2 separate regions of the Homo sapiens genome follow, and region 2 is linked to region 1. A link is a loop called in an ENCODE intact Hi-C map of the cell type or tissue named here. Cell type or tissue: Caco-2. All regions are shown on one strand. Links, peaks and the distances in the headings refer to the core of each region. The heading gives the core; the rest is flanking DNA.

What was found. A loop is a pair of places that touch in the nucleus more often than their neighbours do. Peaks named below come from ENCODE experiments on the same cell type or tissue, not always from the same donor. Only the 100,000 strongest peaks of a DNase experiment are listed, where the experiment ranks them.
Region 2: it touches region 1 in a loop (4-fold over the local background); 7 of 110 quality-filtered maps call a loop at or near these places.

Annotation. Positions count from the first base shown.
Region 1 is chr10:24,380,399-24,388,754 of GRCh38, reverse strand. It overlaps KIAA1217, which reads right to left. Exons shown (of 21, transcript NM_019590.5): 3 at 7,688-7,886. Among named protein-coding and RNA genes, the nearest start is that of MIR603, 110 kb to the right of the region's middle. RefSeq lists enhancers at 5,021-5,180, 5,331-5,410, 4,508-5,707 and a silencer at 7,616-7,812. In Caco-2, for the core only: a CTCF peak has its summit at 4,978; DNase peaks (open chromatin) are centred at 4,904 and 5,504.
Region 2 is chr10:24,433,124-24,441,479 of GRCh38, reverse strand. It overlaps KIAA1217, which reads right to left. Exons shown (of 21, transcript NM_019590.5): 4 at 8,287-8,356; 5 at 3,001-3,094. LOC124902395 (a long non-coding RNA gene) reads left to right here and starts at 2,014. Exons shown (of 2, transcript XR_007062090.1): 1 at 2,014-2,090. RefSeq lists enhancers at 637-686, 7,359-8,035, 7,873-8,356. In Caco-2, for the core only: no CTCF peak of the experiment used is centred there; a DNase peak (open chromatin) is centred at 3,969; H3K4me3 peaks cover 1,874 bases.

The DNA of each region.
Region 1 (8,356 bases), core at 243-8,242:
GTTCATATCCTTCGCCCGCTTGTTGAAGAGTTTGATTTTTTCTTGTAAATTTGTTTAAGTTCTTTGTAGATTCTGGATATTAGCCCTTTGTCAGGTGGGTAGATTGTAAAAATTTTCTCCCATTCTGTAGGTTGCCTGTTCACTCTGATGGTAGTTTCTTTTGCTGTACAGAAGCTCTTTAGTTTAATTAGATCCCATTTGTCAATTTTGGCTTTTGTTGCCATTGCTTTTGGTGTTTTAGTCATGAAGTCTTTGCCCATGCCTCTGTCCTGAATGGTATTGCCTAGGTTTTCTTCTAGGGTTTTTGCGGTTTTAGGTCTAACATTTAAGCCTTTAATTCATCTTGAATTAATTTTTGTATAAGCTGTAAGGAAGGGATCCAGTTTCAGCTTTCCACATATGGCTAGCCAGTTTTCCCGGCACCATTTATTAAATAAATAGGGAATCCTTTCCCCATTGCTTGTTTTTGTCAGGTTTGTCAAAGATCAGACAGTTGTAGATGTGTGGTATTATTTCTGAGGGCTCTGTTCTGTTCCATTGGTCTGTATCTCTGTTTTGGTACCAGTACCATGCTGTTTTGGTTACTGTAGCCTTGTAGTATAGTTTGAAGTCAGGTAGTGTGATGCCTCCAGCTTTGTTCTTTTGGCTTAGGATTGTCTTGGCTATACAGCCTCTTTTTTGGTTCCATATGAACTTTAAAGTAGTCTTTTCCAATTCTGTGAAGAAAGTCATTGGTAGCTTGATGGGGATGGCATTGAATCTATAAATTACCTTGGGCAGTATGGCCATTTTCACAATATTGACTCTTCCTATCCATGAGCATGGAATGTTCTTCCATTTGTTTGTGTCCTCTTTTATTTCGTTGAGAAGTGGTTTGTAGTTCTCCTTGAAGAGGTCCTTCACATCCCTTGTAAGTTGGATTCCTAGGTATTTTATTCTCTTTGAAGCAATTGTGAATGGGAGTTCACTCATGATTTGGCTCTCTGTTTGTCTGTTATTGGTGTATAGGAATGCTTGTGATTTTTGCACATTGATTTTGTATCCTGAGACTTTGCTGAAGTTGCTTATCAGCTTAAGGAGATTTTGGGCTGAGACAACGGGGGTTTTTAAATATACAGTCATGTCACCTGCAAACAGGGAGAATTTGACTTCCTCTTTTCCTAATTGAATACCCTTTATTTCTTTCTCTTGCCTGATTGCCCTGGCCAGAACTTCCAACACTATGTTGAATAGGAGTAGTGAGAAAGGGCATCCCTGTCTTCTACCAGTTTTCAAAGGGAATGCTTCCAGTTTTTGCCCATTCAGTATGATATTGGCTGTGGGTTTGTCATAAGTAGCTCTTATTATTTTGAGATATGTCCCATCAATACCTAGTTTATTGAAAGTTTTTAGCATGAAGGCTGTTTAATCTTGTCGAAGGCCTTTTCTGCATCTATTGAGATAATCATGTGGTTTTTGTCTTTGGTTCTGTTTATATGATGGATTATGTTTATTGATTTGCGTAAGTTGAACCAGCCTTGCATCCCAGGGATGAAGCCAACTTGATTTTGGTGGATAAGCCTTTTGATGTGCTGCTGGATTCAGTTTGCCAGAATTTTACTGAGAATTTTTGCATCAATGTTCATCAGGGATATTGGTCTAAAATTCTCTTTTTTTGTTGTGTGTCTGCCTGCTCTGACATTTTCTATGCTAGCAGCCTAAGAGCCTGACCATGAACTTATTGACCTGCTATGAAACTCCCTTCTGCGAATTTTTGTTTTTACAGTATTACTTTTCAATAACTACAAGGTCTTAGAAAAAACAAATTTCATAAATGTTTCACTTACTCTACAGAGCAATACTTCTTTTCATTTGTTTAAAATTCTTTTATCTTTTGGGCCAGGTGCAGTGGCCCATGCCTGTAATCCCAGCATTTTAAGAGGCCAATGTGGGAGGATCACTTGAGGCCAGGTGTTTGAGACCAGCAGAAAACACAGCAAGACCCCATTTCTAAAAAAAAATAAAAACAGAAAAATTAGCTGGGCATGGTGGTGTGCACTTGTAGTCCCAGCTACTCAGGAGGATGAGGTGGGAGGATTGCTTGAGTCAGGGACTTCAAGGCTGCAGTGAGCTATGTTTGTGCCACTGTACTCCAGCCTGGGCAACAGAGAAAGACCCTGTCTCTAAATAAATAAATAAATAAATAAATAAAATAGATTTATTTTTGAATATTCAAGAAATAACTGTTCACATTCAGACAGTCTCACATTAGTCTTACAGTTGTTGCCCCCTCTTTGTTTTCATCTTTAGAGACAGACAATTCATCAATTCCTTTGCCCTGATTTCCTACTCAGCCTTGCATGTACACAGGATGGAAGATTCTGGCAATTATGAGCCTTCTTTTCCTTAAATTCCCATAGGGAATGATAAGCATCAAAGTTAATCATGTTGGAATAAAAGAACAGCCACACAGATATTCAATAATTCGTCCCCCTGAGGAACTTCTCCCTCTAACCAGTCTAAAATCCTCCTATGCCACTTAAGATCATTTTTGCTTTTTCAGTCTGAGTGTTTCAGAGGCAGTTTGTTGCAGAAATGGGAACTCCTCTGGCTGCCGGGCTGGTCAGTGAGGTCTCTTTTCTAAAGCTATGCATTCAGAATATGGTCAACAAAGGAATCTGTCTGCATCAAGAAGTTGCTGCTGTTGTTCCTGTTTTCACATGAGTCTTATTTTCAAATTCCTGAGGGCTCACAGAAGAGTGGGAACATCTTGTGGCTACCCTTTCCCCGAAGGCCGACTACGCAGTGGCCAGACACCAACCCCCGCCCATGGTCACATTCCAGACAGGCATTTCTAAGACAGCACCATGATTAAAAGGAAACTACTCCATCATTAAGACTCCAGACCTAATATCAGCCCGACCATTTTTCATGGAAATTATTTCTGCAACCAAATTCTATTGGAAGGCGGTTTTCACTTTACTTTTTAGTCTTCCTTTCTCCTGGTCTTCTCTATTTTCACTGAAGAGAGAGTAAAGGAGAAGTGGCATAAATTCCACTGAAAAGAATTTCAGCTGGGCTCTGGATGAGAGGAAAGGGCAGGGAACCCATCACTCTGTGGAAGTACAGATTTAGACACGATAGGTTGTTGGAACCTGGCGTTGGGATAAGTCAGTGCTGCTGAACCCATCAATTTCTTTCTTTACCTTTCTTCTTTGTAAATTTCTAGGCTCTAAGCCTCAGAAAGGACTTGTGTGTTGCTGTCACTTGGCTCTGTCTGAATGTCAAAATGCTTCTCCCAAATGAGAAGTAGACACCTTGCATCCCAGGACAGCACCCGAGGGAGACCATTACACAGACACCAGTGATGTCTAAGACGGGTCCAAAACACAGCTACTGTTCCCCACACTTTCTCTTGCATGTCTTTTAACACCATTTGCGAAATGCACCATGCTCAGCCTTCCTGCATTTCTCCCAGCCCCCAAATACACTGAAGCAATAGAAATGAGGACTTATTCAAGTGGAGAAACTAAGAGGCAGGCAGGTTTATCTCCAGGCACAGGCAGACTGAAGTGAGGGAAGGCTTCCTCTCCTCTCAGGAGCCGGAGTGGTGTGAGGATTCCATCTTGTCCTGGCTCCACCCTCAAGTTGCCTAGCCCTCCCCTTTCTGTGCTGCCTGAGCTGGGGAAGGACTCCAGTGACAAACTGTGGCACCACGTGCCAGTGTACAGGCCGGGAACTGGGCTTTCCTCACTCTCCTTACTCCAGGCCCCGTGGCTGGGGGCTGGCAGTAACAGTGTCTGATGCTCCTGGGGTTACATGAGGGGCCAGCACTGGGGTGAGGTCAACAAGACGCATACCTCCAGTGCAAAATTTAAGGGTCTCCCAAAAGCTCAGTGATCATGATAAATAATGTCTTTGTGCAATACTTTTAAAAAGCAGGTGGGTGTGGTGGCTCACGCCAGTAATCCCAGCACTTTAGGAGGCCAAGGCAGGCGGATCACGAGGTCAGGAGATCGAGACCATCCTGGCTAACATGGTGAAACCTGGTCTCTACTAAAAATACTAAAAAATTAGCCAGGCATGGTGGCAGGCACCTGCGTCCCAGCTACTCAGGAGGCTGAGGCAGGAGAATGGCGTGAACCCGGGAGACAGAGATTGCGGTGAGCCGAGATCGTTCCACTGCACTCCAGCCTGGGCGACACTGAGCCAGCTGGGTTGATGTTGCCCTTGACAGCCTCTTTGTCCAAATCCATGGAATGTACAACAGCAAGAGTGAACCCCAGTGTAAACTATGGACTCTGGGTGATATCAATGTGTCGGTCTCATTTCATTGATCGTAACAAACGTACCACTCTAGTAGGGTATGCTGATCATGGGGGAGGCTGTTCATGCGTGGAGGCCAAGGGTGTATGGGAACTGTCTGTACTTTCTGCTCGATCTTGTTACAAACCTAAAAAATTGCTCCTAAAAAATAAAATGATAAAAAAAATTCATGATAAACCATCAAAATTTTAAATAAAGGCAAGATCAACAGGGCTTCATGAGAGAACTTAAAACTCTATGGATTGAGATAAAGTGACAACATACAGATGCCAAAAGACACCCAGGGCTTCCAGATGGCATCAACAGCGGGTTTCCAGGGGGGTTACAGCTCAAAGTATCCAGTCGGCATATCTGAGGCCCCATGGAGTTGCAGCTGTGCTTCTGGGCCACCCAGGTGCTGGTAGACACCCTGCTCATGGCCGGGGCTCTCTGGGGAGCACTGTTTATCCCAGGAACCCGTGCGTCTGTGTGTTAAATAAGGCCAGGCAGGCGGGGAGTTTCCCAAAGACTAAGCTGAGCAAGGCCCCTGGGAGGGAGACTGCATTTGCACTTGCTGTGAGTCACATTTTCCTTTTTATTTCCCGTCCAGGCTCAACTGGATTACGCCATAAGGGCCAGGTGCGGCTGGGGGGACATTCCCCAATCGGCCACAAAGAGGCGGTCAAGGGCAACATCAACCCAGCTGGCCCAGTGCCAGCCTCATTTTCTGGAACCAGAGCTTCCCTTGGCTTTGGCAAGAAACTTCTCATTTCTCTCCTCTCCTCTTACTGTGTTCCTTTGTTTCTATCCAGGAGTAGTGAAAAATGGCAGGCCAAAAAGCCCCTCACAGGGAGGGCAGAATAAACAGGTCAGATGCATTTTTCAGCCTGCTGTGACAGCACACCGGCACTCTACAGCAAAGGATGCTGAGTAAAATGGAGCAATTTGCAGAAGCGTGGCCACCCCGTGCGAAAACACCCGCCACCCTCAGCCATTCCTTGGGCAAGCCGGCCCCAGCTCCTGCAGCCTCTCTGCCCCAAGGCTTGGTTCCTGAACCCAGCAAGTCTCAACCTGCACTGCCAACCGTTCTTGGCTGCAGAGGAAATTCCTTCCTTTAAGACAAAAGATCCATTATCCGACAGAGTCAAAGTTCCCCCAGGTATGGGGGAAGGCGGACAGGCATTTATTCTTATCTTCGTTTTGGTTTGCAGAGCTGAGGTTATCTTTACAGAGACCTGAGCTCATTTCCTCCAAGCACAAAGGAGAAATCCCATTCCTTGCCTGGCTCCTAAGTGTGAGTGGAGTTAAGAAAGCACAAGTTTCAGGCCAGACATGCTGGCTCATGCCTATAATCCCAGCATTTTGTGAGGTTAAGGTGGGAGGATTACTTGAGTCCAGGAATTCCAGACCAGCCTGGGCAACATAGTGAGACCCCATCTCTACAAAAAATAAAAAATTAGCCAGGCGCCTGGGTGCGTGCCTGTAGTCCCATCTACTCTGAAGGCTGAGATGGGAGGATCCCTTGAACGTGGGAAGTCGAGGCTGTAGTGAATCATGATCATGCCATTGCACTCCAGCCTGGGTGACAGAGCAAAACTCTGTCTCAAGAAAAAAAAAAAAAAAAAAGAAAAGAAAAACCACAAATTTCTTGAATCCACACAGAAAGCCCCAGCCTGGTGACGGTGTGGAAGCCTGTGTCATCTTGACACTGTCTTGGCCCATGATGCTCCTTGGGTGTGTCCCTCCCCTGTGTGTCCTTGTCCCTTCATTTGTAAGATCATGTTAATGGGAACTGGAGCCCTGGACTTCCCACTGCTGCCACTTAATTAAGTGTGTGAGCTCAAACAAGCAAACACACACATAAACAAAAAGCACATTTTCTGTGGTCTTCTCTCATTTATACAATGAGGATCCTAGATTACTAACCTAAGATCAAATTTTAATTTGATCTTAATTTGATCAAAATTTAATTTGACACAAAATTTAATGTTAAATATTAATATTGATAATACAAATAATAACAAAGTTGTAGGGTTTTTTTTTAGGACAGCTAGGACAATGTCTGAATTCAGTCTGCTTGGGTCATTATCTGCAGCAAAGGAACTAAAATCAGGGTACCTTCTCTCACATCAATCTTTTTCTTTCTTCTCCCAGCAAGGCATTTGCTCAGTTTTACATGGCAGAGTTCAGCTGTCTTTTGCACGTGCTAGACTCTGAAGGCTTTTGCATGTTGACTCTTTTCCTGTCCCCTCTTATCCCCAAGCCCATCTGTTTGCAAACACAAGTACCCAAATCAGAACCTTAACATGGCAATGAAGCATAAGAAACATCTGCCCCCTTGACAGAGAGGTCTAAATCCTCACGACTTGTCCATTTTGTTAAAGCGCCAAAAAAAGCAATTAAAAAAGCAAAGCAAGATAGAAAGTAAACTTCCAATACAAAAAAAAAAAAAAGGAAATGATACGTGGTAAAATCATAAAAAGAATCCTTCTGCCTTTCAGAAAAGCTGTGCCCTACACACACCAAGCCCCTCTATCCTTTCACGTGGTAGTGGGAACAGCCTCGTGTTTATGGTTCTTATGAACAGTCATGCAGATGTTAGCCACATTGTCCCTTTTTGTCATCTCCTCCACTGGACTACCAGACAGGTGCAGCAGGGCTGGTGGAAACCCACACCACTGGGTACAAATGCCAACTGTCCTGGCCTCTGGGACTGGAGAGGAGGGTTGCAAGGTGAGAAGAGGATCATTCTACGGTCAGTTCCTCACAATTTCCTATAGAGCACTGGTCCCTAATTTTTTTTGGCACCAGGGACTGGTTTCATGAAAGACAGTTTTTCCATGGATGGCAGATGGTTTCGGAATGAAACTGCTCCATCTCGGATCATCAGGCATTAGTTAGATTCTCATAAGGAGCATGCAACCTAGATCCCTCACTCATGCAGTTCATAATAGGGTTCAGCTCCTATGAGAAGCGGATGCCACAGCTGATCTGACAGGAGGCGGAGCTCAGGCGGTAATGCTTGCTCATCCTCTGCTCACCTCTTGCTGTGTGGTCTGTTTCCTAACAGGCCACAGACTGGTACTGGTCCATGGCCTGGGGACTGGGGACTCCTGCTGTATAGTAGCAGGAACATAGGTAAAATACTACTAGCCTCTTGGCTTGAATTGCTAATCCCAACCACTTCTGAAAGTGCCCAGCCTCAAAATCAGCTTGCACTTGACCTGATTACCCAGCAGGCAAATCCTCAATGCTTGATATTAAACCAATGAAGTTTCCCAGTACTAGAGTATTTGCAAATCAAGATCAAATTAATGTTGAATGAAAGAGTATAGGTTCAGTAGTATAACAACAAACGCATTCAGTAAGAAAGGGGCATCAGAAACTGCCTTCTAAAGCTTACCCAGAGATCTTTCTTTCGTCTGGTTGGTTGACCTCACCACAGGAAGGCTCGCACGAGTCCGGCTGCCTCTGGAAAAAGGGGTTGGAGCATCCCCCTCAGACATGGCTTCCAAAGAATCAGCGGACGTCTCTGATAAATGCTCGACCGGGTCACCCAGACTGGGTGGTTGAGGACTGTGAGACAGTTTGGGGCTCCTTGTCTGCAAAAGGCATTTTAAAGAAAGTGGGAAAATAGACTATTATTAATCGTGTGGAAAATATGTCCAATGCCATTTCTATTAATCTGGAAAAATAATATGGCAAGGGGTAACAGTCCATCACAAGGGTTAGATAGGGAAAACTAAAGACCCAGTGGGTCAAAGTATCAGTTGTGAAAATTACCGGAAAATAACATTGCCCTTAAGTGTTCCATTGTATTTATTTATTTATTTATTTATTTATTTATTTATTTATTGCCAGAGTGCAGTGGTGTGAGATCGGCTCACTACAACCTCCACCTCCGGTTTTCAAGCAATTCTTGTGCCTCAGCCTCCTGAATAACTGGGACTACAGGTGTGCCCCAACATGCCTGGCTAGTTTTTGTGTTTTTTAGCAGAGATGGGGTTTCACCATGATGGCCAGGCTTTGAGTACTTTGAGTACTCTTGAACTCCTGACCTCAGGTGATCCGC
Region 2 (8,356 bases), core at 327-8,326, 53 kb before region 1:
TAAAACCGCTCTGGGAAGACTGTTTTAGATGGAGAGTTTTACATTTTCTTTTCTTTCAAAGGCAAGATATTACATTCATTGGTTAAGGAAAGTCTCAGGAGCCCCTGAGGAGTTCTGGTGTGACTTTTGTTGCCCCTCTGCTTATTCCAACTGATGTTTTTCATGACATGCATGTTTATTGGTCATAAGCAGGCAGCTGGGAGGTCTGTGCCAGGCTGTCTCTGGAGGCTGGGGAGTGAGGTCTAATGACATCAGGGGCAGGACTGCAGTGACTGACTCATGTGAGTAGTTAGCATCGAATTCCTTCATGGCCACGCTCACATTGCAAACATAAGGGAGGACGGAGTTCCCTAACCCCACGCTGCAGCGTGGTTTAGTCTACAACAATTGATGCTTGCTCTGTTCTCTGTTTCTGTTCTCCACCATGGGCAGTGGGTTGTGCAGCTGGGCTCCAGAGGCAGGGCTCAACAAAGCTTCCTGCCCTTTAATGGCAATGCAGCCACATTCATCAAGAAAGGAAAAAGAATTCCAACCTGCAGAGCCAAAAGGTGAGGGCAGCTGAATTCCATGCCTTTTAGCGTCTGCAATCTGTGAACAGGAACCAAGTTGCAAACTGCAGGCATGATCACACCTAGCTGGCTTTGAAACCGCTTTCTATTTCTCATTTCTAAGTAATCTGCATTGAAACACAAAAGCTTTTCTGCTGGTTAGATGGTGAACATTTACTGTCCCTTCATTTGGGGACAATGATTGAGTTTCTCACACACACAAAATGAGGGCTTAAAGTAGGCTCTGGGTAACCCAGAAAAAGTGATCAGCAGGGTTTCATCTTGAAGTAAGAACAGAACCACTCTGCAGAAACCCACAGCACATGTTCTGCATATCCTGATCAGCTTTGTTCATACGGTCAATATTCGATACTCTCAGTCCTCACTGCTGGTCCTTACGTAGGTACCAGAGCTGCTGGAGGGTTAAAACAGGTGTCTTTCCAGCCACAAACAAGATTCTCAGAGGCGATTCTGGGGCACCGGTGTGGAAATGGCTCTATGTGATAGGAACAGAACTCTCAGCACCATGGAACTCCAGGGTGAAGGCTAGACATAGCAAAAAATAAAGATATTCAAGGAGCGAAGACATTGATGAATGTCTCCAAGAAAGAGAATAACAGAGTAATAAAAGGCAAATGGTGCTGTAATATTTAGTCCATGCTTCACGATTGGCATGACTCAATCTGTCTCCATGTGGCTCTGGTTTACACATAAAGTATAACTGGCAAAATAAGGCTGAAAATCCTAGAATTTCTGAAGTAGCGACACAGCTTTCAATTCAAGTCACACATCATTTCTGACACAAAAATAACAGCAGTTGAGTACGTGAGAGGCCTTTCCCTCCAGAAGTGTAGGCTCTGATCCCACAATGTCGTCATTCATATTCCAGTCCAGAAGGACAGACCTTCTCCCAGCACTTTCAGCTAGATCTGCTGGCTTCTTTTATGGTTCTAAACTTACCCAATATGGAAAGCAGAATGCTGGTCCCTGAAAGATGTCTGCATCCTAGTCCCCTCAACCTGTGACTACATCAGGTTACATGGAAAAGGGGGAGTCAAGATTGCCAGTCAGCTGACCTTGAAATAGGGAGATTTTTCTGGAGGATCAGGGAGGCTCAATGTCCTTAAAGTGTCCTTAAAAGTGGACATGGGAGGGTTAGGGATGTGAGCATGGAAGCAGGGTCAAAGGGAAGCTATCTTGCTGGGTTTGAAGATGGAGGAAGAGGACAGCAAACCAAGAAATGTTGATGACCTCTAGAAGTTGGGGGAAAAAAAAAAAAAAGAAAAGATTCTCCCTAGGGCCTCCAGAAAAGAATGCATACCTGCTGGTGACCCCTTATGTCAGACCAGAGACTTTCAGTCTACAGACTCTAAAATTTAAGAGAGTAAATCTGTGTTGTTTTAAGTCACTGAATTTGTCCTAATTTATTACAGCAGCAACAGGAAACTAATATGTACTATCAGGAAGCAGAGACAGCCTCGCTCAGGAACAAAACTGCAGCTCCAAGACAGAACAGTGCCTGGGTTTCTTTGGCAATAAAAGGTAATCATTTATTTATTTATTTTTCTAGCTAAACTTGAGCATCCAGCCAAGTGCTAATCTGTAGAAAAGATGAGAAAAAATGGCACAGTGTCTTCCAAATGTGTGTGTGTGTGTGTAGGGGGTGTACAGCTGAGAAGCTAATCTTCTTTTTACCTCCCAGTTTTGCTACAGAGGAATGTAGCCTTATTTTTAGAAACTCAATCCCTTTCTAGTGGACCTGCATTAATATGATCTTAAAATCTGCTTTTTCAGTTTCTCCTTCTTTTTTCTTCAAAACATCCCTGTGTGCTTTGAATGTTTGGATAATCTCCTGAGACAATCTAAAGCTAGAGAATTTTAGTTCCCAAATCATGCGGATTTTTGTATTATGACCTCAGCATGGCTCAGAGAGGATATGGTAATATTTAAGACAGTACAACAACAAAATTCTTCCAGGGTAGCTCCTGAATTAGAAGGTGAGAAATTGAATTAGAATGTTAGAACTTGGAAGAGCTAATGTAAGAGTATGAATAGATTTTCCATGCAATTGTGCACCTTGCTGTTTGCCTTTTTGTATGTTAGGTTTGCTTTAATTGGAGAAAGAAATGCAAGAGATCTTCTGAGTCAGTTAATATACTGTGGACCAGGGACCCTTTTATAGGAAGATTTTCAGAATTCATTTAAAGTAAGGACATAACTCCTTGCTTAAAGATAAATTAGGATGTGTCCAGCCTTATTTTAATCCCTTTGCCCTAAATAACCAGGAAATCTTACTTCTCTACCAAGAACAAATAATGATCCACTAGGTGAGATGAGTGCGGAGAACCCTCCAAAACTCAGTTGTAGAGTTCTGATTACATCAGGAGTACAAGCAAGAGGAGGGACGCTTTGACCCACTGAAGATAAGTAAAAATATGACAGAAACACTTACCCTCATGTCTCCATTCATAGTTTTTGGTGTGTGATTAAACGCATGTGCAGGATCCTTGTTGTACACTTTGAGGAGTGATCTGTCTTGAATGTTCCTGGAATCAAAAACATCGATAACTATGGCAGATGAAAGAAGCCTGACTTTGGCCATTTCCTTAGCCTGCCCTTAAAGATCAGGTAAAAAACATGAACAGACAATCCAAAGGCTATCTACAGTACGCCAGTCAAAAGCTATGTGACCATAAAATAGGCAATTATAAATACGGAAAAGAAGAAGAAAAATGACTTCAGCTTTTCTCTCCTTTTCTTGTTCCCCAAGAAAGTATTATTCCTCCAGTATAGTTCCCCACCCATAAATGTTGGGTGGCACGAACTTTCTTTCAAGATTCCGAGTATGGAAACTAAGGCTTTAAAAAAAAAAATAAAGTTCCAATATTTACAATACATTCAAAGAGATTTGGTTGATATTTAAATATTTAATTGTTTACTTTTCCCAAACACCTGGTTTGCTGCTTATCTAATGAATGTACATGAAAGAAGATTTTTTTCTTTTTCTTTTTTTTTTTTTTTTTTTGCCTTCAAACACTTTCGGCAACTGAAAGAAAAGGTATCTGGAGTCCAGAAAAAAAAAAAAAAACAGTACCAAAAAGATCTAATATCTTTACCATGCCTTTTTTCCTTCCATAGTGGGTTAGAAAATTAGTTTTTCTATATACAAATCGAATTGCTGGATGTGAAGAAATAGCAGCAGATAAATTCTTCTTTTTTCTCTGAACCCGGCTCTTAGAGCCAAGGTGTCATAACGTAGCAAAAGACAGGATCAGAGCCTACCTTAAAATTATCGAAGAGCACATGAATATCTATGAAGTCTCTCTCCCTCCATGTTCAGCTTTCATCAGCAGAAGGGCCACCCAAGGCCCTTTTGGCTCTGTCTACACTGTGATCCCTTCCAATGCCGGCTGGGCTAGCTCAGAGAAATGTGGGCAGGAGGAAGAATTCCTCTCTTCCAGGTGCAGCCTCATTTAGTGGGCTGACCCAATCACTGGGATTACTGGCTTGTGTTTCTGTTTTAACTGAAGTGGAGGATTCTTGGACTAGTCTTCTCTTTCTCCTTTAAATATCCGCCAGTAATTGCTTTGAAGCAATGACTAGCCCAAGCTTGCACGGTTGCTCCAGTAGCTTGTTAGAAGTCGGCTTGAGGGGGAACCAGCAGCCCTGTTATTAAAGGGGGCTGGGTGAATATGAAGGGGAGACTCACAGAGGTAAGGATGTGGGGTTTCACTAAAGGAGCTCCCCATTTGGCCAGAGGAAGGAGTCACAGGCGAGGACGTGAAAAACTAGAAAACCTCACGGGAGCCATGAAAAAGACTAACTGTGATTCTGGAGGTATTTAAAATGCATGAGGTTGGTTTATCATGACTTTAGAAACATATTCATCTGAGATGAACCAACAGTAAAGGCCGGGGTTGCATTTACTGTGGCAACATTTACAACACAATATTCTGACCTGAACTCTCCATAGCATTTCCCTAAGGAAAATATGAGGAGCCTAACACAATGATGAGATAGGCAACTGTTTAGCAAATATGCTCACGCTTCAGAAACACTGAAGGAAGTGCAGTGAAATTTGTCTCTGAACTTAGAAGATTAAAGTCACTGTCTCCAGTTGAAATCTACATGATACTTTTCTTTTGTCTTTTTTTTTTTTTTTTTTTTTTTTTTTGAGACGGAGTCTCACTCTGTCGCCCAGGCTGGAGTGCAGTGGCACCGTCTCGGCTCACTGTGAGTTCCGCTTCCCGGGTTCACAGCATTCTCCTGCCTTAGCCTCCCCAGCAGCTGGGACTACAGGTGCCCGCCACCACGCCCGGCTAATTTTTTGTATTTTCCGTAGAGACGGGTTTTCACTGTGTTAACCAGGATGGTCTCGATCTCCTGACCTCGTGATCCGCCCACCTTGGCCTCCCAAAGTGCTGGGATTACAGGCGTGAGCCACAGCGCCCAGCCTTTTTTTTTTTTGTCTTATATAATGCTGGTGGTGAAAATTTCTTCTACCATTCAAATAAAATATAATCAAGGCATTTAATGCATAAAATCAAGAAATAGAATAATTCTTTGGAAGCGACATGCATGTGCTCACATAGCATAAACATTACTGTCATCACCAAATAAAACATTGTCTACATTTGAACATTTTTAGGTTCTTTTTTTTATTTAAATCAAAGTAACTGAAAAGTAAAATTACAGACAAATTTATAAATCGGTGATCTTTCCACTTAAATATTTTAAATGAGAGTTTTTTAAAAATAACTTTAGGCTATCAAGCTGGGAGCAGTGGGTCACGCTTATAATCCCAGCACTTTGGGAGGCCGAGGTGGGCAGATCACTTGAGGTCAGGAGTTCGAGACAAACCTGGCCAACATGGTGAAACCCCATCTCTACTAAAAATACAAAAATTAGCCTGGCGTGGTGGCGCACACCTGTAGTCCCAGCTACTCGGGAGGCTGAGGCATGAGAATTACTTGAACCCAGGAGGTGGTGGCTGCAGTGAACTGAGATCATGCCACTGCACTCCAACCTGGGCGACCGAGTGAAATTCTGTCTCAAAAAAAAAAAAAGTTAGGCTATCCATACTACAACTTACGGATCAACAAGATCATCATTTTCACAAATATCAACATATTGACTGATGGTTTCATTTATGTTATCAACTAGATTTCCATTAAGGAGAATCATGACCTTTTCTTCTTTTTCCTCCCTCTCATTTCTTTTATTTTGTGACTACTTCTCGACTTTCCCAAACAATGTAAAAAAGAAGGCAAAGTAGCCATACTTTGAAGCTTGAGAAAAGCTCTAGAAAATGGTGACTCATTGTAATATAAAAATCCTTGCACAGGCTGCAAGACAGTGAGGCCCAATTACTCATAATAACCTCATCAGCCTTGAGCTCCATAATCAAGTGTGGCTTCCCTAAGTTGCATGTTTACTTGCTATTACTGTGTCCTTCAATTCCTCTAATTGCAAAGGCAGAAATGTAAGATGATTGTTGTAACTGGCAGCTCCATGTAAAAACAGTATGTGGGATTATATTACTACAAACATTGTCTTTAAATATAATGTGATTATTTCATGTTTCAAGTTTACGCTTTGTGAATGCAAAAAATTTCTTTTGGTGACAGCTTGATTAATAATTTAGTTTAAAAACAAACATGAATTTTTGGGTACCCATGAATATTTAAACACATTTTTAAAAAGCTGTAAGGTTGTGAAACAGATGTAGTATCTATACCTTGAGGCATGTGTCAAACTTTGAAAGTTCTAAATTACTCATACACCTGGGCACATGCCTAAATATGTCATTTGTGATCATTGGTAGATACAGATCAGTTTACATTTATTATGCACTAGAGGCATATTTTTTAAAAGTGGTACCCATTAATTCCATGATGAAGAAACAGGGCAACTTGCTATTCCCCCCAGGGTGTGGACTCAGAAACCCCAAGTTCTGCCTCCAGTGATTTGGTGAGGGAACATTCGAAGAAATCAAAAAGTTCTTGACCAAGAAGTGTGAACAGCCATATTTGGGGCAGAGCTTGGTACTTAGCTGGCTGTGTGCTTTTGAATAAGTCCCTCAAATTTTATGCGTCTGAGTTTCTGGTTCCATAAAATGAAATGGCTGGATTAGTCACTAAATAATCTGTGGAGTTCTAAAATGTTTAGAGACCATACTAGCAACTGATTGCTTGTGTTGATCTAAGTCCTGTTTTCCAGGTTGTTTGGTTGGAACAGATCAAATGAGTTCTTTCTACTGTATACATGACACCAAAATGACAATAAAGATGCTTTTGAGCCAGGTGTGGTGGCCCACGCCTATAATCCCAACCATTTGGGAGTCCGAGACTAGAGGATTGCTTGCCTCAGGAGTTTCAGACCAGCCTGGGTAACATAGGGAGATTCTGTCTCTACAAAAGATTAAAAATTAGCCAGATATGGTGGCATGTGCCGGTAGTGCCAGCTACTCGGAAGGCAGAGGTGGGAGGATCATTTGAGCCCAGAAGGTCGAGGCTGCACTGAGACATGATCATGCCACTGAGGTCCAGCCTGGGTGACAGAGCAAGACCCTGTCTTCAAAAAAAGAGAGATGAGGCCAGGCATGGTGGCTCACACCTGTAATCCTAGCACTTTGGGAGGCCGAGGCAGGTAGATGACCTGAGGTCAGGAGTTTGAGACCAGCCTGACCCACGTGGTAAAACCCCGTACCTACTAAAAATAGAAAAAAATTAGCTGGGCCTGGTGGTGGGCGCCTGTAATCCCAGCTACTTGGGAGGCTGAGGCAGGAGAATCGCTTGAACCCAGGAGGCGGAGGTTACAGTAAACGGAGATCGCACCATTGTACTCCAGCCTGGGCGAAAGAGCAAGACTGTCTCATAAAAAAAAAAAAAAAAAAAAAAAAAAAAAGAGAGAGAGAGAGAGAGGGAGAGAGAGATGCTTTTGTTTCTAACTGACTCTCAATCCCATCAATAGCAGGAGTCCATTTAGCTTAATTTTGGAGGATATTCAACTGGGGGCCCTGGGGAAAGGCCACCTGGAAAGTAAGATCTTTGGGTAAAGGACAACTCTTTAAGAAATGAATGGAAAGTGAAGATGCTTCTCAGTCTCTTTTCTTATGGAAAATAATACAGAGCCCACTGCTTTTATTCTAACTTGTTATGTGTAAATAACGACCCAGTGGGATCATTACCTAAAATGTCCACAGGGTCTTTCTATGGAGGAAAGAACACTTGAGGGGGAATTGGGAAAGTTCCAATATGAATGAAGTACTGCCTACAACTCTTAAGACCTCGATCAGGTCTCTCCGCTACCTTTTTGGGCCTTAGTTTCCCTAACCCTTAGATAAAATGGTGGACTGAATCATTTCTAATGTTCTTTTCAGATGTAGCATTCAAAAATCTGTGGCGGAGAAATTTGTCCTCGTTTTTATAAGCTATACCCTGTAAATGAATTGTAGAAAACCAGATAGTGAAATCATCTGACTGGGTGAAATAAGCCCAACCAATCAGGATAATGAATCTGCTTTCTTCACTAGGATATAAAGAAATTAGAATTTGGTATAAACTCTATGAAAGGGATATGATGGACCAAACAAAAAACAAAAAACAAAAAACAAAAAACAAAAAAACACTCTAAATGCAATATAGTGGGTAAAAAAAAACCCCTCAAAAACAAAAAAACAAAAAACAAAAAAAACTCTAAGGCAAAATGGCAGGCAAAAAATGATGTCACAACTTACCTTACATCATTTAATTCATAATAGACATTTCTGCTTTCATCTTTGATGTAAATGGCGACACTGGGCGATT